Linked DNA regions of Homo sapiens: regions 2, 3, 4, 5 and 6 are each linked to region 1. A link is a loop called in an ENCODE intact Hi-C map of the cell type or tissue named here. Cell type or tissue: IMR-90. All regions are shown on one strand. Region 1 overlaps HECW2 (HECT, C2 and WW domain containing E3 ubiquitin protein ligase 2). Region 2 overlaps HECW2 (HECT, C2 and WW domain containing E3 ubiquitin protein ligase 2). Region 3 overlaps STK17B (serine/threonine kinase 17b). Region 4 overlaps HECW2 (HECT, C2 and WW domain containing E3 ubiquitin protein ligase 2). Region 5 has its middle 40 kb from the start of GTF3C3. Region 6 overlaps SLC39A10 (solute carrier family 39 member 10).

Evidence for each region. A loop is a pair of places that touch in the nucleus more often than their neighbours do. Peaks named below come from ENCODE experiments on the same cell type or tissue, not always from the same donor. Only the 100,000 strongest peaks of a DNase experiment are listed, where the experiment ranks them.
Region 2: a loop joins it to region 1, with 2.3 times the contacts of the local background. A loop is called at or near these places in 6 of 110 quality-filtered maps.
Region 3: a loop joins it to region 1, with 4 times the contacts of the local background. A loop is called at or near these places in 24 of 110 quality-filtered maps.
Region 4: a loop joins it to region 1, with 11 times the contacts of the local background. A loop is called at or near these places in 14 of 110 quality-filtered maps.
Region 5: a loop joins it to region 1, with 7 times the contacts of the local background. A loop is called at or near these places in 3 of 110 quality-filtered maps.
Region 6: a loop joins it to region 1, with 6 times the contacts of the local background. A loop is called at or near these places in 8 of 110 quality-filtered maps.

What each region holds. Positions count from the first base shown.
Region 1 is chr2:196,335,596-196,340,595 of GRCh38, reverse strand. The region is part of intron 3 of HECW2 (HECT, C2 and WW domain containing E3 ubiquitin protein ligase 2); the gene reads left to right. Among named protein-coding and RNA genes, the nearest start is that of HECW2-AS1, 78 kb to the right of the region's middle. In IMR-90, a CTCF peak has its summit at 3,075 (motif pointing right); a DNase peak (open chromatin) is centred at 4,175; H3K27ac peaks cover 1,016 bases.
Region 2 is chr2:196,275,183-196,280,182 of GRCh38, reverse strand. It overlaps HECW2 (HECT, C2 and WW domain containing E3 ubiquitin protein ligase 2), which reads left to right. Exons shown (of 29, transcript NM_001348768.2): 15 at 1,521-1,655. Among named protein-coding and RNA genes, the nearest start is that of HECW2-AS1, 18 kb to the right of the region's middle. In IMR-90, a CTCF peak has its summit at 2,953; DNase peaks (open chromatin) are centred at 462, 1,462, 2,972 and 4,202; H3K27ac peaks cover 382 bases.
Region 3 is chr2:196,128,590-196,133,589 of GRCh38, reverse strand. It overlaps STK17B (serine/threonine kinase 17b), which reads left to right. Exons shown (of 8, transcript NM_004226.4): 8 at 1-7. Among named protein-coding and RNA genes, the nearest start is that of STK17B, 40 kb to the left of the region's middle. In IMR-90, a CTCF peak has its summit at 2,064 (motif pointing left); no DNase peak of the experiment used is centred here.
Region 4 is chr2:196,451,160-196,456,159 of GRCh38, reverse strand. The region is part of intron 1 of HECW2 (HECT, C2 and WW domain containing E3 ubiquitin protein ligase 2); the gene reads left to right. Among named protein-coding and RNA genes, the nearest start is that of HECW2, 140 kb to the left of the region's middle. RefSeq lists an enhancer at 2,060-2,159. In IMR-90, a CTCF peak has its summit at 2,388; a DNase peak (open chromatin) is centred at 2,399.
Region 5 is chr2:196,756,915-196,761,914 of GRCh38, reverse strand. No RefSeq gene overlaps it. Among named protein-coding and RNA genes, the nearest start is that of GTF3C3, 40 kb to the left of the region's middle. In IMR-90, a CTCF peak has its summit at 2,835 (motif pointing right); no DNase peak of the experiment used is centred here.
Region 6 is chr2:195,662,838-195,667,837 of GRCh38, reverse strand. All of the region lies in intron 1 of SLC39A10 (solute carrier family 39 member 10), which reads right to left. Among named protein-coding and RNA genes, the nearest start is that of SLC39A10, 8.1 kb to the right of the region's middle. In IMR-90, a CTCF peak has its summit at 3,106; no DNase peak of the experiment used is centred here.

The DNA.
Region 1 (5,000 bases):
GAGACGGAGTCTTGCTGCGTCTCCCAGGCTGGACTGCAGTGGCGTGTTCTTGGCTCACTGCAACCTCCACCTCCTGGGTTCAAGCGATTCTCCTGCCTCAGCCTCCAAGTACCTGGGATTACAGGTATGCATCACCATGCCCGGCTAATTTTTGTATTTTTAATATAGACAGGTTTTCACCATGTTGGCCAGGCTGGTTTCAAACTCCTGACCTCCAGTGATCCACCCACCTTGGCCTCCCGAAGTGCTGAGATTACAGACGTGAGCCACCGTGCCCGGCTGGATGTCATTTTTAAAACCCATTGTCTGGCTAGAGCATTCTTAAAGGGACTCACAATGGAATGTTGGTTGAATCTCTGGAGCTGATTGCATGGAACTTTTTTTTAAAATTGTGAAGAGATTAGACAGTTTCTAAAATATTTTCCACCTCCAATCCTGAAAATGCAAAGTATTTAAAAATGTTTGTTTTTATCTGCAGAAAGGAAATTTGTTTATCTTTAACTCACCAGAAGTCCAAACAAAGGTTTAAAAATCTCTGAAAATTGATCTATTAAAGTTCCAGGGAAAACCTGGATTTGAGCACTACGTAGGCTATTTGTGAATTTAAGATGGCTTTAGTTTGTCTGGATAAATCCCCAGAGGAGGCAGGTAGTCCAAATTTATTTCATTATAGGGCTTACCTGAATGGATTTGAAGGACAAAACCAAGTATAAATGTGGGTAGATGAGCCTCAGGGCATTCAAGAGGAGGGCCAGCTTCATCTACACTTACTTGTCATAAGACAGTCAAGTATTCAAGAGAGCTCAGGCTCACAGAACCTGAATGGGTCATTTGTGCAGTATGCATTTGTGAGTTTTAAAATTTAAGAGGTTTCAAAAGTACTGGCAGGCCAGAATGTCTGTTTCATTCTATACAGTCTTTTATGGGTTGTGGTCATTCATTTATTCATATTTGCTTTCTGTTCTTCCTTCCCTCCTTCCATCCATCTGTCCATCTATCTCCTCATCTATCCTGAAATATTCATTGAGTGCTACCTTTGTGCTGGGTCTTATTCTAGGTGCTCACTAAATCTTGTATCAATGAGTGAGCTTAGAGTACTAAACTTCATCCTACATTGCTATGTACTGAATTGATATGTGATCATTGAGGAATATGACAAAACACTGATATTTGTATAAATTACATAGCGATTTCACATACTTACCCATCCCAGCCCTGGGAAATGTATATAGGATTAGGAAACAGTATGCAAGTGACAACTGTGAGTGAGAGTCTTTTCTCTGAGTGGTGCTCAGGTTGGTACCTTGCCAGAATAGATGTGTCATGGGTGCCTTTTTATTTGGTGTAGATGGGGTGGCCTCGGTCTCTTATTTTTACTATCAGAGCCTTTTCTGTAACTTTCACCATTCCTAAGTCCCCTCCCACCAATATCAGAAAGGTCTTTTTGCCCCTTGGATGGAGATTTAATGCTTTTCATCCCCCATCTTCACACTTTATATTTTAGGCCCAGTTAGTTCTCTAGTCCTATTAGGTTTCTGCCACATCTGCATGGATATTGTCCCTTTTGTTTTTCTGAGTTTTAGCAGAGGAAAGCCTGGCCATTTCAGGCTCCACTGGCCCTTGTTAAAGAGAAGACAACTTCCAGTGACATGTAACTGACAAGTGAGCATGTCACTGGCATGTGGGTAAATTTCCTCAAAAGCATGAAGAGTAAAGCTGTGAATAAGAATCATAATATTAATAGTTTAATGAAAACACATAGGACAATGGTGAAAGTCATGTTCTAGAATAAATTACGATTAGCTTGATTCTTTAAGATTATTCTACCTTTTAAGTAAAATAGATATGATTAAAGGAAGAAGGACATTTTTATTCCATCCATCTTTATGCTTCAAATATTCAACTTCTAGAAACTTGGGGAAAATCCAGACTCTCTAAATAGGAACAGGCTGTTAACTACTGCCTGAGTGAATCGTGTAGCTATTTAAGATGATGGATGAGATCCTAGTCTGAGGCAAAACCATTTCTTGCAGGGAGTGGCTTGTAGAACCTTTTTGCAGAGAGGGCTTGAAATATAATCTTATATAAATGCCTAGGGTTAATACAGCTGAGTTGTGATTGCTTTTCTAAAAAATAATTTTGAATAGGTAATATACGAAAGAGTATAATGTTTAAAAAGTATAAAAATTGAAAGTAAACGTCTCCCCAGCTTCATGTCCAATTGCCAGTTTTCCCACCCTGAAGGCAACCACTACAACCAGTGTCAAGTTATCTATCTGGAAATATTTTATTCATATACAAACCCAGAAATGTATTCTTCTTTTAAACAGGTGGTAGAATGGTTGATTTTAAATGCAGTGTCAGAATTTCACAGTTACAGAAACCCCTTTACTCGAGAACAGGTTTAAGTTCCTAAACACTGTTCAAAGCCCCTCCGCCTCCCCAACTTGCCCTGGAATATGCCCAAAGTGACGTCTCACAAATGACCACCCTCCAACCCATGGTAGAGGGGAGCAGGCATGCTGCTACCCTGAGGGACATCTTCATTTGTATTTATGAAAATTAGTAAGTCAAAAATTTGAAAATAATGGGGCTTTTCTGTTTAAAGAATATTCAAATACAGAGTGCTAAATCTGTATTTTAGCAATGCTATAAGCAAATGTATCCTGAAGATTATCAAAAGGGGCCCTTATATTGCCATGATCTATGACTGGCTTCAGCTGTCCAGAAGGGACCTCAGAGAGCAGATGCCGCTCATCCTCTGTTCTCTTCCTCCTGAGGCTAGACCTGGCTCAGCCGATATCAGGTCCTTACAGGTTCGTACAGGATGCCTTTCCCTTTTCCTAGCTCACTGCCCTCTGAGGCAACATGCTTTCGATTAGTGAATTCAAAATACTCTTTTTATAGCCCAAAAGAATGGAGGTAGATAGATATATAACATATATTATATATTTGGATACATATAAGTATATGCAAATATTAAAATGTTTCTATACAAATATATATTTTATATATATATATTTTTTTATTTTTTTCCCATAATTTGAGGCCAGCAGGGGGAGATGTTGCCTGCCACATCAGGCTGTGGGAAAAAGCAGCTAGGATAGATGGACTCATTCATTGCTCTTTGGTCCATGTCCTCCATCTCTCCTGCTTATGAACAGGAGGGCTGGGCTCTGTGGATCACTGGGGTCCTCCCTAATCAGTCATCGTGCCTGTGCTTACTTCCACCTGCCTTTGTATATATTTCTCAGAAATAGCTTTTTACAAAAAAAAAAAATGCTCCTCTTGCAGTCAGAGGTTACACATTGTAGGTGCAACAGAAGCCTGTGCCCCTGGGCACCAACTTCCCTTTTCCATCCTTCTGAGCATTCTTCCGTTACCTCTTCCAATAACCAAAATATTCAAATATATTAATCAAAATGCTGCTCTCCCCCTTTGTCAGAGGGGATGTTGCTTAGTTACACCATTTTAAAAAATCTTGTATGATGTTCTAAAACATTAAATAACATTTAAAGATGAAAACTCCCACTCAGAGTGGAACATTCTGATATTTTTAGGGGCAGGAATCTTCACTGATGTCCTGCTGAAGGATCCAGCTAGTTTTCATCCCTACGCAAACCACTCCTCATTCTGTCCAGGACTGTTTTCCTCTCTAGTGACCAGCGTGTGTGGTTTTGTAATGGGTGATCTGTGGAAATCCCCTCAGCTTTTTGTTCCTGCGACACACAGCTCTGTAGCACTGGTGGGGGTGGGGGGATTGGATCATGCCCACAAAATCTACTTTTGTGCAATTCGAGATACATTGATCTTAGTTTCAGGGATTCTACTTTGTCATCTGGGTTGGAGATTTTTGTTATAGCAAGGAATAAAGTAACACCCAAAATGGGTCAGCTAGCAAAGTTGGCATGATTATCATCATCCTCCAAAAAAAATAAGCAGTCACATTTTTTTTATCTCATTGTCTGTTACCTAGTCGACTATTAAAACCTTAGGAAAAGAAGATGGCATCCTAACTTGAGACAGAGTTAGGGGAAGATATCTTATAAAAATGCACTTCTCTCTGTGGAAAAATGGCCTGCTCACTCGCTAACCATTGATTTGATCTATGAGGTGCTGCCTGTAGACAGAGCCACGGATGTTTGCTTCCCCAGCATGAAGAGTGTGATACCAATGAGCTCATGTCCAGAGAATTCAATCCCCATGCATGTTACCACACTTTATTCTGCTCGGACCGTCCTCGTGCACACTACTTAGCTTTGTTCTTGCAGACTACATGCTATTCGTCTTGGAAAAAAGCAAGTGGGAGAGTAAAGTTTGCTCAGGTCTGTCCAGCTACTACTATTTCAGAAATAACCAGTAATCTGTGTTTGTGTTCAGGAAAGTCATTTGCAGAAGAGTTCTCAGGGAGGCAAAGTAATAGTAAAGCTAGAATTCCTGCGTAGGTCATCTCGCCATTCTTCAAACCCAGCATGCTTCATCTGTGCCTCCCTGCTTTTGCCACTCCTTAACTCTCTCTAGCCCCATTTTGCTCATCCATTAGACCTGTTTTTTCCATGACACCTTTCTGACTCCACCATGTCCTCTCTCATCTTCTCTACGCTCTCTATGCTGTTCGACCTGGTGCTCTTCCTTTTTAGTGTGTGTCTTTTGTATTTTGCCATGCCTGTGATTGGCATCTCAGCAGCTACACTACAGAACAGCCACTAGACCAGAAACCTTTCCTTGATTCCCTTGCACTTTCTGGCACATTGCTTCCTGGCCATGTGCTGTGGCAGGTACGTAGTAAAAATCTTCTGGCCAATGATGCTTATTAAATTATGAATTATTGGATAGTGACTCACATAAATAATATAAGGACTCAATATTTTTACCCCATAACAACTTTTGTTTTTTTGAGATTTAGTATTTGTTCATTGGTAGGAAGAGTGTAATGATATAAATTCCTGGAAGAGGATTTTTCTTCAGTTATCATATCTTTCTCTTAAAATAAGGAAACC
Region 2 (5,000 bases), 60 kb after region 1:
GGCTCTCCTAATAGCCTCTTTCATCTTTGATGACCTAATTAACTATCTGATCATGGAAAACTTACAATTTCTAATTGTACTTAAGATAATGGGTTTCATTATTACCTTGAGTCAATTTTACTTTGAAAACTTACAACATTGGGCCCCTAAGGATAATGATAGATAGCACTTGTATAGTTTTAGAATTAAACAAACAGACCAAAAAATGCTTTGCTACATTGTAGTCCATCTTACTGCAATGCTGAGGTAAATGGTTTATGCTCATTCATGATTTCATGTTATCAGAGATTCTGCAGTGATCATGACAGACATGGCTTCCATTCTTCTAACACATTATGGGGGAGAAATGTCAGGAATGAAGGAGACATGTTTTTGTAAGAAACATATAGCTCAGAGAACTTAAGTGACTTACCCAAAGTTCTAGACGGTATGTGATGAGTTTGTATGGGTGTGTAATGGGCGACTAAACTGGAAAGGCATGTAGGCAGACTGTTAAAGAGTAATGAAAAACTGACCAAAGAGTGGGAATGTCTTTTCTGTGGACAATGGATAGCCATGAGAAGCTTTGTATTGGGGTGGTGATGTAATTGAAGTGTTTAGAAAGAATATTCTTATAGTAACGGGCCAGTTAAATGACTATGGTGATAGAGATGTGGAGCAGCTGAGAAGCCACCAGCACTTACACACATAAAATAAAGTCCCAAAATAATGGGGTGGTGTTCAGGCTGGGAGGGGACAAATAGAGGACACTACAGTGAGAAAATGAGAAGGATTTTGTGGCTTACTGTATAGGAGAAGGAAGAAAGAAGAGAAGTCAATGATGTTTAAAAGTTTCGGCCAGGCGCGGTGGCTCACGCCTGTAATCCCAGCACTTTGGGAGGCCAAGGCAGGCAGATCACGAGGTCAGGAGATTGAGACTATCCTGGCTAACACAGTGAAACCCCGTCTCTACTAAATACACAAAAAATTAGCCGGGCGTGGTGGTGGGCGCCTGTAGTCCCAGCTACTCGGGAGGCTGAGGCAGGAGAATGGCATGAACCTGGGAGGTGGAGCTTGCAGTGAGCTGAGATCGCGCCACTGCACTCCAGCCTGGGTGACAGAGCGAGACTCCGTCTCAAAAAAAAAAATTTTTTTTTTTAAGTTTCAAGGTGGTAAGAACTTTATAATAACCACATATGACAGTAAGAGCTCAAAGACCATCAGTTAAGAGAAGCCTAAATGTCCATTCTTCTGGCTTCCTTCTTGGATCATGTCTTTGGTGACTATCTCGTGGAGCATTTCCTAAAACCAGGCATAATGTTCCTTCCTGCTCTCTTCGTTCTGGATCTCATCTAAGCTTGGCTTTCTCTAATCTGATCTGTCCTGTGTGGGTAAGGAGAAATTTCCCCAAAGATTGAAAATTATGAGAAAATAGAGCTAAGATTGTGACTCAGAAGTGAGTCTTTTCCTGACCGTCTGATGTTATAAGTCAGCTAAGACATGTGAGCGGCATGTATTTGACTCAGTGTATTGTATCCTAGGCATTCTTTGTGGACCACAACTCCCGCACCACCACTTTCATTGATCCCCGGCTCCCACTTCAGAGCAGTAGACCCACAAGTGCGCTGGTTCATCGGCAACACCTGACAAGGCAACGCAGCCACAGTGCGGGTGAGGTGAGTCATGCGTTTTGGGGACTGACCTGTTGGTTGATAGAAGCTTCTAGTATGTGATGGTTTGAGGAATTTGACTGATTTTTTTAAAGCATTTTTTCTTTTTTTTTTTTTTGAGTTTGATTTAGAGGCTGAAAAGCTTTCGAATGTTGACAGGGCTTCTCTGGAAATACATACAGCCTAAATCACAAATTTAAAAAGGTAGGATATATGAGGCAAAACTGACGAAATTTAAGATTTTTTGACTCAGAGGAAGGTGAGAGGGTGTTGATAATGTACTAAAATGTTCGAGACAGGAAGATGATAAGCCCATTTGCACACCCATTTTCAGCCTCACAGGAAGAAATGAATATAACTTGGTTAAATGTGGAATTTCTTTATATATATATATATATATTTTTTAATTATACTTTAAGTTCTAGGGTACACGTGCACAATGTGCAGGTTTGTTACATTTGTATACATGTGCCATGTTGGTGTGCTGCACCCATTAACTCATCATTTACATTAGGTATATCTCCTAATGCTATCCCTCCCCCCTCCCCCCACCCCATAACAGGCCCCGGTGTGTGATGTTCCCCTTCCTGTGTCCAAGTGTTCTCACTGTTCAATTCCCACCTATGAGTGAGAATATGCGGTGTTTGGTTTTTTGTTCTTGTGATAGTTTGCTGAGAATGATGGTTTCCAGCTTCACCCATGTCCCTACAAAGGACATGAACTCATCATTTTTTATGGCTGCGTAGTATTCCATGGTGTATATATGTGCCACGTTTTCTTAATCCAGTCTATCATTGTTGGACATTTGGATTGGTTCCAAGTCTTTGCTATTGTGAGTAGTGCCACAGTAAACATACGTGTGCATGTGTCTTTATAGCAGCATGATTTATAGTCCTTTGGGTATATACCCAGTAATGGGATGGCTGGGTCAAATGGTATTTCTAGTTCTAGATCCCTGAGGAATCGCCACACTGTCTTCCACAATAGTTGAGCTAATTTACAGTCCCACCAACAGTGTAAAAGTGTTCCTATTTCTCCACATCCTCTCCAGCACCTATTGTCTCCTGACTTTTTAATGATTGCCATTCTAACTGGTATGAGATGATAGAATTTCTTAAGTGAAGTTTTCTATATTACATTAAAATATCCATCCAGGGATATGGGATTATGGAATCCTCACTAGTATTCTTTAAAATTAGGATATTTTTGAGAGAGTTGATTTATATACTTTATGTGCCTGGAGAAAAAGGGCTGAACTAAGAATTACTAAAAACTGCTCTACTTTACCGATTTGCAGGGACCAATGGTAACCACACGAGGGCCCTCTAATATCCTAACCAAAAAAAAGAACAAACCTTGTTTCAGTTCTTCCTTTTGCAGCTTCAATATATAAAAGAAATGTCTTAAGTCAAGTTTTCTTCTCCTTCATATGGGCTTATGATTTGATTATATACCATCACTTGATTTACATTGTTTCTGAAAATTCCCTTAGACAATAGAATTTGGATCCTTTACCCACCTTTACATGCCTTTTCTGTGTCTATGTGCATGTCATATTTTCAGTATTATATTGTACATCAAATATCTTTGTAGCCATATATTTTGTATAAGAAAAAATATGAATACAATAAATAACTGGATCTGATTCATCAAAATTCTACTCTTGGAATTTCCCCTCGTGATTTATATACTTGCTCCAATGCATCATGTGTTTGCTGGTTGTAAGTGCAGATATAGAAGGGTGCACATGAGAAGCTCATATAAAAATGATATACAAATATATTACAGGATGAGGTATGTGCAAAAATTTTTCTGTTTTATGAGTAGCTAATAAATCTTTACCTTGCTGTCATGTAACCCATTAGTGGTGAACTGAATGGCACTAACAACATTCATCTTAAAAGCAGAACAGACCTCTCACCTTTGGACCTTGTGTGCGATGTGTAGCACAATTAGGGCTCTGTCTGATATTTTATTGCATAGCCCGTGCCCTTTAACCACTCACCTTATCATGACTTCACAGTATGAAGCTGGCTGTTTGGTCTAGTTAGGACTATTTTTCTGGGAAAACATGCATGAGATTAATAGCTATACTTTCATTTTCTTTCAACCCCTCTACCTTAAAACATGAATATTTTCATGGTCTAGTAGTAGTAGCCTTTATGAGAGAGGGACCCTAAGGGATACATTAAGACTTTTCCTCCTATGGCTGGAAACTGAGCAGTGGCCCAGAGATAAGTCCATACAGACTGAGTGTCCAGCCCTCCACATTGTTAAACCTTCCGGGGGAGTGTCCTTTCTGACACAGCTGTTGGAAGCATGCACATCCTGAAGTGCTGCCCATCAGAGGGATTGCCCACTGTCCGCTGGTCTGGTTGCAAAGACTGAGGTCTTAGGGAGAAGACCTTTGGCTTTTCTGGGAAATGATGAGACATGGCAACATACTGTGAGGAGAGAAAGTATATATTGGAGTGTTGAAATGATAAGTTATCTGACTAACAATCTGTACTTAGTGATCAGATCTCCCCAGAGAATAGCTGTATTCATTCCTCAAAGCCAGTAACTCAAGAGAAGCAGGATGAGAAGACTTCTAGTTACATACATGAGTCATTTGAGCCACTGTCTTATATTCCTTCAGCAAATATTCCATTCAGTAGAAATATTGATGTCTTTTCCATCTAACAAGTTAACACCAAACACCTGCTACAATGAAGAAACATAGTGGTTGCTGTTATGAGGGATGCAAATAAATAACACATTTCCTGCATTCTTTTTTTTTTTTTAAGACAGAGTCTTGCTTTGTCGCCAGGCAGGAGTGCAGTGGTGCGATCTTTGCTCACTGCAACCACCACCTCCCGGGTTCAAGAGATTCTCCTGCCTCAGCCTCCCGAGTAGCTGGGACTACAGGCACCTGCCACCGCGCCCGGCTAATTTTTGTATTTTTAGTAGAGATGGGGTTTCACCATGTTGGCCAGGATGGTCTCGATCTGTTGACCTTGTAATCCGCCCGCCTTGGCCACCCAAAGTGCTGGGATTATAGGTGTGAGCCACCGTGCCTGGCCCACACATTTCCCGCATTCTTAATAGGAAAGGAAAATATGAAACCCTACTACAAATGAATAAAAATATGAACGAAAAATGCTTTGTAAATTTTCTTTTTTAATAGTTGGGAAAGAAAAATATACCTTTAGATAATCATGTTTTCTTCTTTTTATTTATATCTTTCCAGCTTTAGTGAGGTATAATTGACAAATAATATAAACTGTTCACAATGGCAGCTGCTTGTTCTGTTTGTTCTGTGGGAGCTCAGAGGAGGTTGTATTTAACTTGGGCTTGAAGGAGAGGGAAGAC
Region 3 (5,000 bases), 210 kb after region 1:
AAAGGCATATAAATCTGAAAACAAGTAGGTCTATTCGCTGGTATCAAGGAATAATTTTTAGAAAATGTCAATGAATTTAACTGTACTACATGTTGCACTATAGTGCACTACGTGTTACACACAAGATGAATGAGAGATTCTTCAAGATATTTATAATCTGGTTGTAGACTAAGGTACAGTCAATTCTCATTATTCATGGTAGTTATGTTCTATAAAGTTCCCATACTTTAGTTACTAATCATTGCTCCTAGGGGAAATACAGAGTTAGGTTCCTGCAAGGCTCTGTTCATAGCATTTTAAACAATTGATCAATGCATAGTTTTGTGTATTTCTATTTAATTGTACATTTAATATATATTGTTGGTTCATTAACATTGAACTAACAGGCAATAGCACTGTAATTCATGCCTGAATGAAGCTTACCTAACTTGTTTTTGAGGGAGAAGGAAAGGGAAAAATGATTGGAAAAATTCAGACTGCAGAAGCAGCCTGCCTGAAAAGTCACACAGCAACAGGCAAAAAATAAAACAACCTTGGAAAAAACTCAGGCTGCACATGGACAGGTAAGAAGATGAGGCTGTAAAACACAGATAAACAACTGGGGCACAGAAGGAGGGGGTGAGTCTCCCGGGTAATCACCAAACTTCACACTCATATAGTGGGCCCCAGTAAAAACAGTGGGCCTTAATAAGCACATTCCTTTCCTTTAGGCACACTAAGCTAGGGAAGCCAGAAGTGGATATTGGAGGGGGATACCTGCAGCTGGAAAAAAATGTCTGGGAACAGTCACAGAAACTCTCCCTCCCAAATAAGTGACACAAAGCAGCACACAGCAACACAGATTAAGAGTCTGCCTAGGTTGTCAAGGAATCAGGTAAAGGCTGATAGAAACTCATGCTCTATGCAGATAGCACACCTGGTCCCAACTAAAGCTTCAGGCCCTAGGAGGATAAGATGCCCCCTTCCTCAGTAGCCCATGTATAAAAACCCTGACATTTTTACTGGAAACCCACTGGGGACCCCTCTCTGACAGCTGTTCTTTCCTTTTACCTGTTAAACTCCTGCTCCAGTTTCTGTGTGGGTTTGTCTGCAACCTCAATTTCCTTGGCCATGAGACCAAGAACCTTGGTGTTTACCCCAGACAATGAGGCTGCTTCATTTTGGGGGCTCGCCCAGGATTTGAAGGTGAATTAATCAGAAGGGTAAGGGAGCAGACTCTCTACTTTCACTTCTGAGGCTTCTCATCCTCAGTTTTTATTCTCTCAAAGAACTATCAAAAAAACAAGGTATCTGTCTGCTGATTAATGAGCCACAAGGGCTAGCTGCCGGTCTTAAAAGACTCAAATGTGAGGCTTGCTGGGGAGGACTTAGTCCATCCCCAGTGCCCTCATGGTGCTGGGAATGTTGGCTCTGTCCAAACTAGTTTTCTGTCACACACAACTTTGCTATTGCATGGGTCTGGAAGAGGTCCTGGAGCAACTGAGGATTTCTGGCCAGGGCTACTCCTGGACTGACCCCAGCCTCCAATTGCCCAACCAGGTGTCGGCCATAGGATCACCAAGCTTTCCTATGCGAACCTTAGTTTCCTCCTTTCCTTTCCACAGTCACCATGTCTCTTGTGCCGTCTCTGTATGCACTGCTGTAGGAGTTTTTACATCCCGGGGAAATAATTCAATTAGGCAAGCTTAGCAACCACCTTAGCAATCAGGAATGCAGGTCAAAGTTTGCTGTTTTCGTGACTTTCTACAGACAGGGGGACTTCATGATCCAGATCTCAAAGACTACTTAACTCCTAATGATAGCACTTCCTGGGGTTGGGTAGGAGGTCATGCCCCACCCAGCGAACATCTCTCTTTCCACCTGGGCTGTTTCCTTTCCCATGTGGGGAGCCAATACTGCCCAGTTGTACTGGATAGCCCCTCTATGAGACAAATGAACTTTCTCCTGCTAGGAGGTATGCTGGGAACAACTTGCCACATGTCAGACTTCCCTCTCTGTCCTTTGTTCAGAGGGCATATGGAGGCAAAGTTACTGCCTGGTATTTCAAGGCTTACAGCGCCACCTAGTGGGATGAGAATTCCCTCCCTGGGCGACCTTGTATGCCCTTTGCCAAAAGCCTCTAGTTTTCCAGTTCTTCTCTTTTTTACATCTGCTAGAGACCGACGTTATGCCCCCTCTGCAAGCAGGAGATCTCTGCTTTCAGCAATGAGGAGAAATATGTCCTCCAAAACCAAATTTTAGTCTCAACATGTACCGCTAGGGTACATGTTCCCTTCTCATTACAGGACCTTAGGGAAATAAAGAGACACTTGGACAGCTTGGGCAGATTTTCTGATGACCCTGATACGTATATAGAGGCTTTCCAAAATTTAACCCAAGTGTTTAATCTAACATAGAGAGAGATGCTATGTTACTTTTAAGCCAAACTCTGTCACAGAAAAGCCTTATAGGCAGCAGAAACATTCAGAGATAAACAGCATATCTCCTATAGCCGGTCTAAAATTCTTTTTTTTTTTTTTTTTGACCAACTCTCCATTAGCAGGAAGGCCACCCACCAATTGACCCTTATGTTCTTTTGAGACACTTATTCCGCCTACAACTAGAATGGCATCTAAATAGAAAGGGGATTTTATGTCTGGAAGTTAACTAGAACTGCCACCTAAGAATACATTCTCTAGTCCGGTCCATAATAGTAGAGTATGAAGCTCAGTCCAGTATACTCCCTCCATTAAAGGACCTTGCTCAAATGCAACTGTTACATAATCTCTCTCAAGACTCACCCATCAAGGAGCCACGCAGGTCACACAAGTCTGGAAGATCAAACGGCAATCACCAGGCAGGGGACAAAGGCTACATGGGTATGCGTGACTATCCCCATTATTTAGCTTCTCTGGGACCATGGTTTGAGGGTCATGCCTGCAACCACTGGGTGGCACACACAGTGCTGGGACCCAGGGACCAGGGAGGGGAACAGTCAGGGGGACGCTCCCATTGTCTTCCCCTCTACCTTGGGTCATACCAAAAAGAACAAGGAGACTGAGGAATGCCTCTTCTCTTGTCTCTTTTCTAGGATGGGTAGCAAGCCATCTTCAGCCTGCACACCTCTGGAGTGCATTTTGAACTCCTTTGACCCCAAAACTAATTTTATTTTGCCCAAGTGCATGGTCGTCTTACCATCCCAAGAGTGAACAGACCTGGCCAGCTGAAGGAAACCTTGACTTTAATCTTATCCAACAATTAGATCTTTTCTGTAGACAGAAGGGCAAATGGTCCAAGGTCCCCTATGTACAGGCTTTCTCTGCCCTGCAAGACAACCCAGACCTTTGCAAGCATTGCACAATCACCTCAGCCCTCTTAGCAATCATATCAGGCAGGTCTATGGAGAGTAGTTCCCCTAAGAAGAGCAGGTTTTAGAGGAGCCATTGGAGGTGGCTTCTAAGTACCCCAGTCCTTCCAGTTTCCCTTATCCAGCGACCCCTCCAATTGTGCCATCAGCTCCTCCAGCTCCACCATCTCTGAAACTCCGCATTGCCCAGTTTCACTCCTACCCCTACAAGAAATGCCAGATGGAAGGGGTACCGCTAGGGTACATGTTCCCTTCTCATTACAGGACCTTAGGGAAATAAAGAGACACTTGGACAGCTTGGGCAGATTTTCTGATGACCCTGATACGTATATAGAGGCTTTCCAAAATTTAACCCAAGTGTTTAATCTAACATAGAGATGCTATGTTACTTTTAAGCCAAACTCTGTCACAGAAAAGCCTTATAGGCAGCAGAAACATTCAGAGATAAACAGCATATCTCCTATAGCCGGTCTAAAATTCTTTTTTTTTTTTTTTTGACCAAGTCTCACTCTGTCGCCCAGGCTGGAGTGCAGTGGTGTGATCTCGGCTCACTGCAACCTCCACCACCCAGGTTCAAGCAATTCTCCTGCCTCAGCCTCTGAGTAGCTGGGATTACAGGTGTGTGTCACCACACCCAGCTAATTTTTTGTATTTTTAGTAGAGACGAGGTTTCACCATGTTGGCCAGGCTGGCAGTCTAAAATTCTTGAAAGGAAAAAGTCTAAAGGAAAAAAAAGGGTAAAAGAGAGACAGGATCCCCATTCTCAATAGAAAGAGTGCCCCTTTAAAAAGTGTAATTGGAGCCCTAGTGATCCCACAAACGAATGGCAAAGAAAACACTTTCTAATGTGCATGTTAAAGGCTTGCAAAGAACCAGAACAAAACCTCTTAATTACTCTAAACTGTCCTTGTTGAACCAGAAACCAGATGGAAACCCCTCTGCCTTTTTGGAAAGGCTGAGAGAAGCTTGAATAAAATATACCTCCCTATCTCCCAATTCAATAAGAAACAGGTTCATTACTTAGGCAGCCCCTGATATCAAAATAAAGTTGCTGAAACAGGCTCTGTCTAAAGATCTTTCTAGTTTTTCTTACCCTCAAGTTACAACTTTGCAGTGTGTAAATGACATTCTCCTCCATGCCCCAATCAAAGAAGTCTCAGAAAGGCACTGAGGCTCTCCTCAATTTCTTAGCTGAAAGGGAGTATAGGGTCTCAAAATCTAAAGCTCAGTTCTGTCAAACTTCAGTAAAGTACCTAGGTCTAATCTTATCAGAAGGAACCAGAGCACCAGATAAAGGAAGGATTAAGCCCATTTCCTTTAACAGTTAAGGGGATTCATTTGTCATTACTGAATTTTGCAGTCTGTGAGTACCTAGGTACAGGGAAATGGCTCACCCTTTATATCACCTCATAAGAGAAACTCAGTTAAAACTCGCCCCCACCTGCTTTGGGAACCTGAGGCTCAAAAGAGCCTTTAACCTGCTAAAGCAATCCTTACTTAAAACACTAGCCCTCAGTCTTCCCATAGGGAAAACATTCAGGCTCTATGTATCAAAAATGAAGGAAACGACCCTGGAAGTTTTAACTAAGGCTTAAAGTCCAGCTCAATAGCTGGTGGGTTACTTAAGCAAAGAACTTAACTTGGCGGCTAAAGG
Region 4 (5,000 bases), 120 kb before region 1:
AATGTTTTGTGACTTCAGTATTCCTCATTTTGGGGCTTAGCAATTTAGGGGCATGATTTATATTAAAGACCTTCATATCTAGAAATAATTTATATGCCTTCTCAGGGTGTGGGAGTATAGGGGTATGAATTGTGAAAAATTGAGTCTCCTTTCCAAATGTATATGCTGTTTTAGGTCGAAAACACAAGAAGTCAAGAATACTAGATGAAAATGTTATCCTTAAAGTTAAAGGGCTCAATATTTTTTATTGCAAATGGTGTTCTAATTTTTTCTGTTATTTATATCATATATATTATTTAACAAAATAATTGATTTTGGGTTATTGTACAAACTGCATTATTGTCTGAATTTCTTTTGTCTTGCAAATTAATTTGCAAGAATAAAATAATTTTCTATTTTATCCTTTGTATTTCCAGTGTTAAAAATTACTGTGGTCTTTATTAAAAGTATGTGTTCAATTTAGTTAAAAAAGATTGTTTTAATGTAAAATGTTTAGTACTTTTTTCCCAAAAGAGAATGTCACAATTTAGAAGCAATCCAGAGTTTGTATTTAAAGGACTGTTTATAAGAAAACTATATGGAAAAAGTTGTCTGAATTACAACATTTTATTATTTTGATGTTTGAAATATTTTTAAAATTCTTTTATCATAAAGTCATAAATGAGATAAGGATATTTATGACCACTATTATCACTCACCTTTGTTTTAGAAGTTCTAACCAATGTAGTTATCTCAGAAAAATAAATCAGGAAGATATAGAAATCACTATTATTTATAAATGATATGATTGACTACTTTAGAAAAAGTTAATAAAAATTAAGTAAAAGGGGCCGGGCATTGTGGCCTACGCCTGTAATCCCAGCACTCTGGGAGGCTGAGGTGGGCAGATCATGAGGTCAGGAGATCGAGACCATCCTGGCCAACATGGTGAAACCCCATCTCAACTAAAAATGCAAAAATTAGCTGGACGTGGTGGCACACACCTGTAATCCCAACTACTTGGGAGGCTGAGGCAGGAGAATCTCTTGAACCCAGGAGGTGGAGGTCGCAGTGAGCCGAGATTGTGCCACTGTACTCCAGCCTGGTGACAGAGTGAGACTCCGTCTCAAAAAAAAAAAAAAATTAAGTAAAAGGGTCTGTGGTCAATCCCAGAAATAATCAAATGAATACAGATTAAACCGAAACATGAGATTTGCTTTTACCTTTCAGGTGGACAATATCTCATATAATAAGTACACACTTATTAAGTGTTTATTGTACATCAAATATCATATTAACTCATTTAATTCTAATAATAACCCTTTCAGGTAGGTACAATGATACAATCCCCATTTAACAGAAATCTGCAGAAATGTTGAGTAGCCTTCCAGAGGTCATAGAGCATGGCAGAGCTGAGATTTGAACTCAGCTATAAAATTCTAGTTCTAGAACCTATACTTTTATCCACTAAGCTGCCTCCAAAGATGGATAACATTCAGTGTTGGTGAAGGTATTTGGAAGAAAATAGCTACCTTCTCTGCACTGCAGATATGGGAATGCTTATCATGCCTCCTTTTCAAAAGGCATTCGGTAACACTCATCAACAGCTTAGGATACAGCTATTTTGCTTCTAAGAAATAATCCTAAGGAAATAATCAGGCAAGTGTGCAATAATGAATGTGAGGGTGTGTTTACAGCATAGTTTACAACAGTAATCTAAATGACCATCTTGAGGGAATTGTGTAACTAAATTATGGTATATACATCATACAGTGGAATGTTAAATAGCTATTAAAAAGGCTGATATAGTTTCATGTTTATTAATATGAATGCCCACTTTACATTTTGTGTGAAAACAAAGCAAGCTACAAAATAGTTTTGCTCTATAGTATCATTTCACCTTATTTATACATCAAAGTGGCTATACATTAAAGTAACTATACATGTATTATGCATGTATAAATCTGGCGAGGCGGGCGGATCGCTTGAGGTCAGGAGTTTGAGACCAGCTTGGCCAATATGGTGGAACCCTGTTTCTACTAAAAATACAAAAATTAGCCATAAATTGCTTGAACCTGGGAGGCAGAAGTTGCAGTGAGCTGAGACCGTGCAACTGCACTCCAGCCTGGGCAACAGAGTGAGTCTCTGTCTCAAAAACAAACAAACAAACAAACAAAACCCATAGAAGTATTTCTTTTTTCTGTTCCCCCAACTCTTATTATTTTGTGGTAAAATTAGGCCGACAATTTCCAGTTTGGTTTTTTGCCTTCTGAATGTGAGGCAGTCTTACATGGAGCTTTTCATGAAGCTCCACGTCACAATTTTGTTTTTGAAGTTTCAACTTTCAAGGTTATATTGATTCTCTATCCCCGAACTGCTCCAGAAATCTAGGTGTGCTGTCATTAGGTGGGGCTAGTGAGCTTTGGATGTTCTAAACTGCAGGTCCCACCCTCGTTTGCCTGAGCTTCCTGATGAAAACATGACTTTTAGGTAATATAATTTATAAGAAAATAGAACTCTGTTAAAGTAACTAAATATAAGCTATCACTGACTGTTAAAGCAGATGATATTTTAAGCTGCATTTAAAATCAACAGATGTCATTATTAATCAGGAATCTTTTGTCAGACAGTCAGAATTTTTCTCTGAGATGCTCTGTATGGATCCTAATTACAATACTCTTCCTAATTACAATACTCTCCTTCCTAAGTGTTAGGAAGAGCTTCCTAAAGCTTGTACTCCACAGCACACCCCATCCTGGGTTCAGTCTTAGCCGATATTGAAGTGCTTTGAGGCAGTTCATTTTCTACTCAAACTTTTAGTTCACATGCTTAAAACTAATGTAGTTGGCTGCGTTCTTTCAAAGTCTTCTTTAGAAGTAATTGTCTGATGCATTTTAGCATCACCCCAGTCCAAGACCCTAAACTGATATGATGTAAAAGAAGAAAGAGTCACTACTGATTTATTGCAGAGAACCCAAACTCTTGGTGTTAGAGATCTTGAAATTCTGTGTCCTTAAAGAGGAATGAAGCCTACCCCTTCTTTCTTATGTGAGTGGATTAATTTGCTTACATGGTCTCTGTAGGCAGAACAAATACAAAGGTCTTGCTGAGTTGCCTAAACATATTCCTTAGAACAGAACTGCTATAAAAAGCAAATTTTACAGAAAATAAGCTTTAAAAAAAATTTTGTCAGAGGCCACAATTTCATCATGGAGTCTCACTGGTTCTTACAGATGGGGTTTAGTCTCATTTTTTGTATTCCCAGCCCTGGCATTGATTTGCTCAAATTAGAAGATTATCTTATTGGGCAGTCTCCCATTGATAAGCCCTGCTCTGGAAATATACCAGGCTACATTTATTGGGCCCATGTTTTTTTTTTTTTTTTTAGTGCTTTGGGGTCAGTCACTCATTTGATCATGCATAGAAAAATCCCAGAATTGTTTTCTGAGGAAGATTTTGCCCAGAAATGATCCCTCCACCACCCTCCATGCAGGAGAGGAGTGGTCTTTTGTGCAGGTGCTCATGTTGGTTAGCTTTCTTCATCTTCATAAAAGGATGAAACCCTTCCAAAGTGGCTTTGCACTGGATCACATGTCAGATGTTCAAGGTCAGATTTATATTAGTGGATATTACCTTGAACTTTCTGTTGCCAGTTCTTACAAGAAATTCATTATAAAGAATTACTTGGAAAATAGGAAGCCCAGACATGGCTTTAAGAGTTAAAATTTAAGTCTAAATTTACCCTTGGACTGAGTTGGGAGTATAGTTGTTTATCCAGCACCATTCTAGTGAGCCACACATGTTAATTTTTAAAAATAGCCAAATTCAAAACAGATGAAATTAATTTTAATAGTATGTATTATTTAACTCAGTATATCTAAAACACTACCATTTATAATCTTGTAAAAACTTATGATCAATATGTCTTATTGATGAGATATTTTAATTTTTTTGTGCTAATTCTTTAAAATCTGGTGTGCATTTTATACTTGCAGCATATCTCATTTTAGGCTAGCCACATTTCAAATGATCAATAGCCACATGTAGCTAGGAGCTCCTGTAATGGACAACACAGTGTTGTACCATTACTGAGCTATGTATGCTTGTTCCTGAATTGGGCCTATTGGTGTTAGGCCAATGAGATGACATAAAAATGGTAATACAACACTATAGTATTTGATGTAGTTAGAAGAATGGAGACTAATACTTCCTACACCATGAAGACCAATTGGAGAAAGTTCTCCAAATAAGAAATAAATCATTTCTTATTTATTTACTTATTGAGACGATGTCTTGCTCTGTCACCCAAGCTGGAGTGCAGCGGTGTGATCTCGGTTCACTGCAACTTCCGCCTCCTGGGTTCAAGGGATCCTCCCACCTCAGCCTCCCAAGTAGCTGGGATTAGAAGTATGTGCCACCACGCCTGGCTAATTTTTGTATTTTTAGTAGAGACGGGGTTTCACCATGTTGGCCAGGCTGCTCTCAAACTCTTGACCTCAGTGATCCTCTTGCCTTGGCCTCCCAAAGTGGTTGGATTACAGGCATGAGCCACTGCGCCCAACCATCAGGAAATCATTTCTGTTTATCTTATGGATGGGGAATGGGTCTGTGATTCTTGTAACTCTTTGGATGTTAGAAAGATCAGAGATAAATTAATGGCCTGTTTCTAGTGTCTGAACAGAGGAGAAAAGCATGAGTTCTGGGTATAAACTTTACCCCACATTTCTTTTCTTTTTTTTTTTTTTTTTTGAGACGGAGTCTCGCTCCATCACCAGGCTGGAGTGCAGTGGCGCGATCTCAGCTCACTGCAACCTCCGCTTCCCAGTTCAAGCAATTCTCCTGCCTCAGCCTCCTGAGTAGCTGGGATTACAGGTGCGTGCCACCACGCCCAGCTAATTTTTGTATTTTTAGTAGAGACGGGGTTTCACCATGTTGGTCAGGCTGGTCTTGATCTCTTGACCTCGTGATCCACCCGCCTCGGCCTCCCAAAGTGCTGGGATTACAGACATGAACCACTGTGC
Region 5 (5,000 bases), 420 kb before region 1:
ACAGGCTTTTCAAAATCATTCAGAGCAAGAACAGGAGGAATGTTCCTGCTGTGGTGTTGTAAAGCTAATAGTATTATAATACTATAGTTCATATTGAAAGAATATATACTCCAACATAATACTGAACAGGGTAGGAAAGGAGTTAATGGCCAAGATATTGGGTGAGGATATGAGTAAGGGGGGACTAGAAATGAACTGCATCTCCAGGCCCATAGTCCCTATACTAATGGCTATGCTATGAAACTGCAAATTAGAATTTTGAGGCATTCTCAGAAGAAAATGACCAAATGAACTGAATTTTTTAAGTGGGCAAAAGGTGGATTCTGGAAACCACTTGGGCATGTTAGTGCTGGCATGATTCCAGCCATCTGTGTGTTCTTTGAAGTGATGTTCCTTAGGATACTTACTCTTTTTTTCCAAGCAAAAAGGCCAGCTGCCTTCTCACCCTTGGATTCATTCTAGAATCCAGATAGATTCTTTGATTCTTTGATCAGGATATCCTTGATTCTATAATAACTTCCACTTCAATCTTTTAGGAGATACACTCTTTTTGCTTGGTACTAGACTGGTGGTTCTGAGGACTATCTTACATTTTATGTATCTGGGTTTTAGCAGAGTCTGTGAGGAAGACTGCTGTGATATGCTTATGGATTGAATGGGAAAGTGTGGCTGGTTCTTCAGCCGGTAGAATGACCGAACTCAAAGAATGCATGTTGACAGACTGATGTAGACTGGAGAGAAACTGCAAATGACATGCCACCATGTTCATTAACGACTTAGGTGACAATATAAGGCATGGTCAAATTTGCATGGAGGGAAACTAGAAGTTATAATAAATACCAATACTAATGAATTAATGAAAAATCTCAACAATGTTATTAAACTGAACTGGGGTCTGCTTGCCCAGCATGGTAAGGCCAAACATCCATACCAAGGTTTTCAGCAGGAGAAAGGGGGGCATTTATTTGTAGGCACCTTGAAGCAAGGAGAATTGGGCAGTTTATGCTTAGGACCTGACCTCTTCAATGGCTCATAAGGAAGGGTTTTTAAATGCAGGGGTACATTTTAAGCAAGAGTTATAGGCAAAATTGTAAATTAATACATGGAGGTTCTATAATACATTGGTTTGGCCTAAAAGGGTGGGATATCTTGAAGTGGGGGCTTATAGGTAACAGATTTAAAGATTTTTTTGATTTGTAATTGGTTAAGGAAGAGAAGCTTTATTTAAAATTTTGGGGTCATCAGAAAAGAATGTTGGCCCTGGCTCTTGGGTATGACTTCTTTTAGACCCTTCAGGAAGAAATTCAGAGCAAGGAGTGGCAGCATTTAATCTTCATTTCCCCCTTACTAGAGGTTTATGTGTCAGTGGATCCACTTGGTGGCGGGTCTGGTTTTTTGAAAAACAACTTAGGGACGTATGTTATAAGATGCTCTTTTTAGTTTTTATAGAGACCCAAACCATCCAGTGACTAATTTTTTTGGCTATTGTTTTAAGTTATTATCTTTTTGTTCATTATGTTATTTTTTAGGGCTAGCTAGGTATCTGGAATTTTTTTTTAAGGAATTCAAGATTTTAAAAAAATTTTGTTTGGTGCGGGGACAGGCTGCAGGCCCCTAAGAGGGGTCCCTGTTCCATCTCAAAAGTAACACAGTTACTTTTACCTCCAAAATCCAAAAACCAACAAAACACAGCAAACAAAAAAGACAATATAAACTCCAGGCCAAAAAGAATAAGAGATAACAGAGAGACGACAAAATAATTTTTAGAAACTAGGAAGCAAATGGGCAATTGGTAACTAAATAAACTACAGAAAAATGAAAGCTGAGTGCCCACAGGAGGTGGTGGGGAGAGGGGCAGAAGCAAGCTGATTCAAGACCTTAAAGCTTGTCCACTAGGTTCCTCCAAAGACAGGTGAAGTGTGGTCAAAAATGGGAGCAGTGGAAAGTCTGTTAAGCCACAGTGAGACCCTCCTAGTTAACCCTTTTCACCTATGGAAACTGTCCCACTCCCGCATGGAACACTGGTGGTCTTATTTTCTGGAGTTGTGGAATCAGGACCTCTGGATTCGGGAATACCAGGCAGAGATGAAGGCCAGAGTGTTATACTGAAAGCAGAGGATTAAGTGGACGTCTACACACTGAGCAGCGAGATGCCCAGCTGCCTTCTCCTCCTAAGCTCCTAGAAAACTGGCATCTATTTAACATCCTTTAAGCAGGAAGTTAAAGGGTTCCTTTCTGAGAAATCCTGTCCAAGAAAAAAATGCTCATATATATACTGGCAGTTTGAGGGTTCTCAATGAAACAGCCCATCCTGGCCAGAGAAGCCTGCCTGTGAACAAATCCCTCGCACTGCTGTCAGCTTGCTGGCACCTTGCTAGCAGCATTAGTGGACAGCTCACGATCATCAGACTACTGAGGAACGCTTCAGGACTGGGAGAGATCCATATAAGCAATGGGAGGGGAGGAAGGAACGCAAAGGGAACAGAATTGGTGCAGGAAGTAGAAAAACAAAACGCAGTTCATATCCCCAGATAAGACAATACCATACACATGAAATAAGAGGATGCTATTAAAAGGAAGGAATTCAAAGAATGAGAACATTATAAGATTTAAAATGTAATTGCAAGAATTAATTCAATGAAAATATGAAAATAGAATTTAAAGAGACAAAATGGAAAACTGAGAACATTTCAGATAAGAAAATTAAAGGTTATAAAAGTCTAAATGAGTTCTTTGTGGCAGTTGCCACATCTTATAAATTCATGTACATTTCAGTGTGTGTGACTGCTTGATTATAAATAATTCCAGTGGGAGGAACATACCCTGCAATGATTTTTTATATGCAGTAGATGGCAGTGCATTTCTATAAATTTAGGACTGTATTTCATAAAATTTAATTGTCTTAATATGTTTTGTCTAACTTTCAACATTTCAATAGAAAAAAATCTCAGTCTCGCCCTCCACATTTGAGCAATCAGATCCATAAGCTCTGTTTGTGCGGCTCCCATCAGCATTGAAAGAAGGGCAGCTGGACCCTAGTATGTGTTTCTTGCTGCCCGTTTTTCAGCCTTAACCTAAACAAGTCTAGCAGGTATCAGGGCAACCAGATGAAGCATGAAAAGTCTAATCATAACCCTGAAGATCATACCCCAAATTTATCCTGTTTGCAGTTCAGGGTAAGTATGCTAATGTGAAGAGTGAGAGTTAGCAGGACCACTTGGCATTTTAGTAGACAGTCAGGTGTTTCTATTCAGGGAGTTCAGACAAGTGTAGAGGAGAAAGAGAAAGCCAATAAACAGAAACCTCTGGCCCAGTGACCTGCAACTGCATAAAAGAGGACAAGCAGTATTCAATTCTGTTATAACTAGTTCCAAGGATGCCAAGCCTCTTTTTTTTTTTTTTTTTTTTTTTTTTTTTTTAAGAGATGGGGTTTTGCTTTGTTGCCCAGGCTGGAATGCAGTGGTGCAATCACAGCTCAATGCAACCTAGTCCTCCCTAGCTCAGGTCATCCTCCCACCTCAGCCTCCTAAGTAGCTAGTATTACAGGCATGCACCACCATGCCAAAAAACCAAGCACAAGATTCCTCCTCTCTGGGCAGGGCATCTCTGGAAAAAAAAAAAAAAAAAGCAGCCCCAGTCAAGGACTTATAGATACAAACCACCATCTCCCTGGGACAGAACACCTGGGGGAAGGGGTGGCTGTGGGCACAGCTTCAGCAAACTTAAATGTCCCTGCCTGACAGCTCTGAAGAGAGCCAGCAGATCTCCCAGCACAGCGTTCAAGCTCTGATAAGGGACAGACTGCCCCCTCAAGTGGGTTTCTGACTCCACTGTATCCTGACTGGGAGACACCGCCCAGTAGGGACTGACAGACACCTCATACAGGAGAGCTCTGGCTGGCATCTGGTGTGTACCCCTCTGGGACTAAGCATCCAGAGGAAGGAACAGGCAGCAATGTTTGCTGTTCTGCAGCCCCTGCTGGTGATACCCAGGCAAACAGGGTCTAGAGTGGACCTCTAGCAAACTCCAGCAGACCTGCAGCAGAGGGGACTATTAGTAGGAAAACTAACAGAAAGGAATAGCATTAACATTAACAAAAAGGACGTCCCCTCAGAGACCCCATCCGAAGGTCACCAACGTCAAAGACCAAAGGTACATAAATCCATGAAGATGAGGAGAAACCATCACAAAAAGGCTGAAAATTCCAAAAACCAGAATGCCTCCTCTCCTCCAAGGATCACAACTCCTCGCCAGCAAGGGAACAAAACTGGATGGAGAATGAGTTTGACGAATTGACAGAAGTAGGCTTCAGAAGGTGGGTAATAACAAACTCCTCCGAGCTAAAGGAGCATGTTCTAACCCAATGCAAGGAAGCTAAGAACCTTGATAAAAGGTTAGACAAATTGCTACCTAGAATAACCAGTGTAGAGAAGAACATAAATGACCTGATGGAGCTGAAAAACACAGCACAAGAACTTCATGAAGCATACACAAGTATCAATACCCAAATCGATCAAGCAGAAGAAAAGATATCAGAGATTGAAGATCAACTCAATGAAATAAAGTGAGAAGACAAGATTAGAGAAAAAAGAGTGAAAAGAAACGAACAAAGCCTCCAAGAAATATGGGACTATGTGAAAAGACCAAATCTACGTCTGATTGGTGTACCTGAAAGTGATGGGGAGAATGGAACCAAGTTGGAAAACACTCTGCAGGATATTATCCAGGAGAACTTCTCCAACCTAGCAAAGCAGGCCAACATTCAAATTCAGGAAATACAGAGAACACCACAAAGATACTCCTCGAGAAGAACAACCCCAAGACACATAATTATCAGATTCACCAAGGTTGGAATGAAGGAAAAAATGTTAAGGGCAGCCAGAGAGAAAAGTCGGGTTACCCACAAAGGAAAGCCCATCAGACTAACAGTGGATCTCTCGGCAGAAACCAGAAAAGAGTGGGGGCCAATATTCAGCATTTGTAAAGAAAAGAATTTTCAA
Region 6 (5,000 bases), 670 kb after region 1:
GTTCTGTCCCTACTTCTCGTATATCCATTAAATGTGGTATTTTGTATACAGTACAGAACCAGGAATCAGAAACCTCTGTCTCTAGTTCATCCCGGTTGTGCCACTGTTTTCTCTCTGCAAAACAGGGAAAATAATACCTACACTTATCCACCAAATAAACCAATGTATACGAAACTGCTTTGTAAAGCAATTAAATATATTAACCTAAGGTATTACCATTATTAGATGTAGTATTATGTATCTTTCACTTAAATTACAAAAAGTATGGTGGAGGGGGAGGAGTCTCTCTGTTGTGACTCTTTTGAAAGAATGCTAACAAAATATTACAAGAGCACATGCATCGTTAGCACATCCAAGACCTGCTCTAGATTGCAGGAGGCACCCAATTCACTAGTATCTGAGCAGAAGTTGGAAAGACTCACTACACCTTACCAGTTTCACTGACATTAGAATATTCTTCAAGGGATAAAAAGTATTTTAGTAATGAGTTCTCAGCAGGGACCACAAAATCCTCTTACAGCTTCATGGTTTGCTTTTTCATCCCCCTACTTCACCAGCTATCTAATCTACTGGAAATCATATTCACAGTTTGGAATGCCACTGCAACTCTTCCAATAAATAAATAAAAGCACAGTTCAGGCAACCCAATCTTTCCACTGAGATTCATTCATGTAAAAAGTTAAGTGCATGCTAATTAAGCTTGGGCATTAACTCAGTTCTCCTGTTTCACTAACTTGAGAGAGAATATAAACATTTATACCTTGATTTAAAGTATCAAATCAATCAACAACACATCATATCTATCTTTATTGTATTCTATACATTCATGTACAAACCTACATTTTCTCATCAAATGTCAAAACAATTACCTGCATTTCTGCTTTTCAGCCTTTCATTACAGGGAACCTGGAACCATATTGGAGAAAGCTACCTGTAATATTGCTACCTCTGTTCTGCTATTTGTGAATACAAACATCTGAGATTAGTAAATGCAGTCGTTGGGATGTCTTTTGAAGCTACTAAAATGTTTATGATTTTAGTTACATGCATTATGAAGCAGACTTACAGTGCTAACCAGCCAGATGCAGTGGCTCACACCTGTAATCCCAGCACTTTGGGAGACCAAAGCAGGCATATGGCTTGAGCCCAGGAATTTGAGAGCATCCTGAGCAACATGGCCAAACCCCATCTCTACAGAAAATGTTTTAAAAATTAGCCAGGTGTGGTAGCCCATGCCTGTAGTCCCAGCTACCTGGGAGGCTCAGGTGGGAGGATTACTTGAGCCCGGGAGGTCAAGGCTGCAGTGAGCTGTGATCGTACCACTATACTCCAGCCTGGCAACAGCTTATTGTTCTCTTTCCACTCATCACTGACAGCTGTCTTTATTCTAAAAATAGCTACTGCTGCACTACCTCAAATCTTTATTATTCCATGCATTTTCACCCTTCCCTTTTTCAGTGTCTTGTCACTGTTATACATCCTTGATTTTATACCAGCTTGCCATTGTAAAAACTGCCAGCTAAAATGATCCTTCTTTTCCATGACGTCATGGGAAAAAAATAATCAAAAAATCTCCAAGTCAATCTTTGTATAACATTGACTTTTTTTATGTTTCAGACAACACAGAGGCTACTTATTCCCCAACATGGGAGCTTTCTGTCCAATTAATTTTTTAAAACTACATAAAATTCTTGAACATAGAGTCTTGACCACATTCCCCTTTCTTATATAGCTACATTCAGAAACACAGAGCTGGGGTCTTTTAATATATGCATATTAAATAAAAGGACAAAAAAATCAAGCTAATTATTACCAGAAAAAACAAAGTTGTGCAGGAAAGTAGTCATTTATTACAATGGCACATTGTATAAAATAATATTTATAGCATAAAAATGTAACCCCAATTACTGTTCTAAACCAAAATTACAATGAAAATTGTACGGAGAAACTGGAGTACAGGAAATAGGAAGGTATGCACAGAAGTGAAAGAGCACTAAAATCATTCTTCATTAAATAGATAATGGTTAGAACTGAAAATCAGCTGCAAGTAATGAACATGTTATCTGGAGACATGGTAATGAATAGCAAAATAATCAACTAAAGGAATTAAGGGGTTCCTTATCTCTCTAGGCAGAATATGAAAGGAACAGACAGGGGACTGATTTTTCCCCCCAAGAAACTTCACACAACTATTTGATTCTTTAAACTATATTCATGTATAACTTTGAAAAAAACCTAAAAGTTGGCAATTATAAATTAAATTTTAGTTGACAAACCAATAAAATAATGTCACATGTGGAAGAAAATGAATTCTAGCTTTAAGATTTTCACAAGCATTTGTCTGTGGGTTTTTCAAGTATTTATTTTTTGAGGCAGGTTTCCACTGTTGCCCAGGCTGTAGTGCAGTGGTGCAATGATAGCTCACTGAAGTCTCAAATTCCTGGGCTGAAGCCATCCTCCTACATAGCTGGGACTACAGGTGCGCAGCACCACACCCAGCTAATTTTATTTATTCATTTTTTTGACAGAGTCTCGCTCTGTCACCCAGGCTGGAGTGCAATGGCGCAATCTCTGCTCGCTGCAACCTCCATCTCCCAGGTTCAAGCAATTCTCCTGCCTCAGCATCCCAAGTAGCTGGGATTACAGGCACCTGCTACCACACCCAGCTAATTTTTGTATTTTTAATAGAGACGCCATGTTGGCCAGGCTAGTCTCAAACTCCTGACCTCAGGTGATCCAGCCCCCCTCAGCCTCCCAAAGCGCTGGGATTACAGGCGTGAGCCACCGTGCCCGACCTCACACTGGGCTAAATTTTTTGTCGAGATGGTGGTTTCCCTATGTTGCCCAGGATGGTCTCAAACTCTTGGCCTTAAGTAATCCTCCCACCCCGGCTTCCCAAAGTGCTGGGATTACAGGTGTGAGCCACTGCACCCAGCCTGTTTGCAGTCTGAAACACAATATGCAAACATTTTAATTCCAATTTGTGCTATTATCTTTGATTACTTGCTTCGAATGAATTCCAAGATGAGGGGAAAAACTATAAAAACTTTAACACTTTTCAGGTTTTGTCATATACTTACTTTCCAAATTGATTTCTAGAGAAATTAAGCTTGGTTATACTGCCACCAGCAGTATGATCATAGCACTCTCATTCACATTATTATAAATTTTTAAATAAATAAAAGGTCTTACTTTATTTTTAATTCATATTTTTAAAGTTATTCCTGATGTCTCAATATTTTTTCCAACATATATGAGCTTTTACATAACATGATTCAGTCACATTTTCTGCAAAAACCCTGCAGTTCTGTTCCTTTTTATTTTGATCATGTTTTCCCTTTCATGTATAGATGTTTTCATGTACATGCAATGAAACTTATTAAGGTTTCTGCAATTTCTTCTATGACTGCTGCTAAATTTTAAAAGTTTTTTCTCCCCATATTTTAGTGTATATTTTCTTATTTTTTTTTAAAAGAAAAGCTATAATTAAAAATAACTCCTAAAAAACTAAAACCCCTAACATCTATTTCTTTTTTAGGAAAAAGAAAAATGTCAGTTGCACTAACATCCAACACTTTCACACACATATCAGTTAACTAAAAAACCTTAAGTACTTGTGTTTACGCAAAAATCTTCACAGAAAAAGATTTAAGAATTTGTTTTAGAAATTATATATTCCATGAAATTATATTTACAGTGAATTTAAAGAACTTTTTTCTTAATATATTTCAGTGATTTAACTTTAGCATACCTTTCTGATTTTCAATTTTTAACTGGCATGATTATTTGCTTGAAAATAAATTCTATATGTACACTGTATGTGCTTTCATAAGATGTTATATACATTCAATTATTCACTTTATTTGGAAAAAACGGGAGAGAAGGAGGAGGGAAAGGGCTGAAAAACTAGTTGTTGGGCACCATGCTCAGTACCTGGATGACAGGATCATTCATGCCCCAAACTTCAGCATCACACAATATAACCCAGGTAACAAACCTGTACATGTACCCCCTGAATCTAAAATAAAAGTTGAAAAAAAAAAAAAGAAAAAAACTATAGACTATCCTAATTTAAAACCCAAATCTTTTTTCTGTTTTAATATACAATTTACTTTTCTCTTATTTCTTTTTTTTTCATAACTTCTATATTCTTGAAACACCATAAAATCAAAATCTTAAAAACAGTATATTCCAAACATTAAAAAATTATGAAAATATGATATGCTTTTCTAAAAAAGGTCCATGGGAATAGAAAACATGATCTCACTGCCTTATAATGTATATATACACAGAATACGTTATGTGTATATTATACTATCTTATTATTACGTTTTCTTACATTGTTTTACTGATCTCATTTTATAATGTAGTAACACACCATGTATTGTTTCATTTATATTGATAAAGTATTTAAATAAATCTTTCCCTAGCCCCTTTCATCAAGAAGCTATGTTCCTCTATAACACAGTGCAAAGTATATTTCTTCACATGCAAGCAAAATAATGTAAGGAGTCATCTTCAGTAGAAGTGCACTGAGTTAATATACCAAAATATTTGTTTAAAGGCCTGTAAGCATGCAGTTTTGAATTGCTTTATGAGGGGAGTGAGAAGATAGGAGGGAAAGGGGAAGGGAAAGAAGACATGAGACATAGGCGGCATAAAAATATGATCCATTTCCTGCTCTGAGAGAGTTACAAGGAAGACACAATCAGCTTTTCAATTAGAAAAGGTAAACTGTGAGAGAGCTACATAAGTAGCTACAAACAGTGTGACAGTTCGGTGGTAACCAACAGTTGAAGGCCAAGGGCTTCACATTCCTTTTCCGACTCCAAGCATAATAAAGCATAATTCCCTCTGCAGAGGAAAAATGGAAAGCGGAAAGAGACAAAAAGCTTCTCTACTATGTAGGTAAAGAACACCTGCAAATTCACATTACCTATGAATTGATCATTTGACTGAACATTTTTCTACTAAAGTATTTTACCGCAAGAGCAGCTATA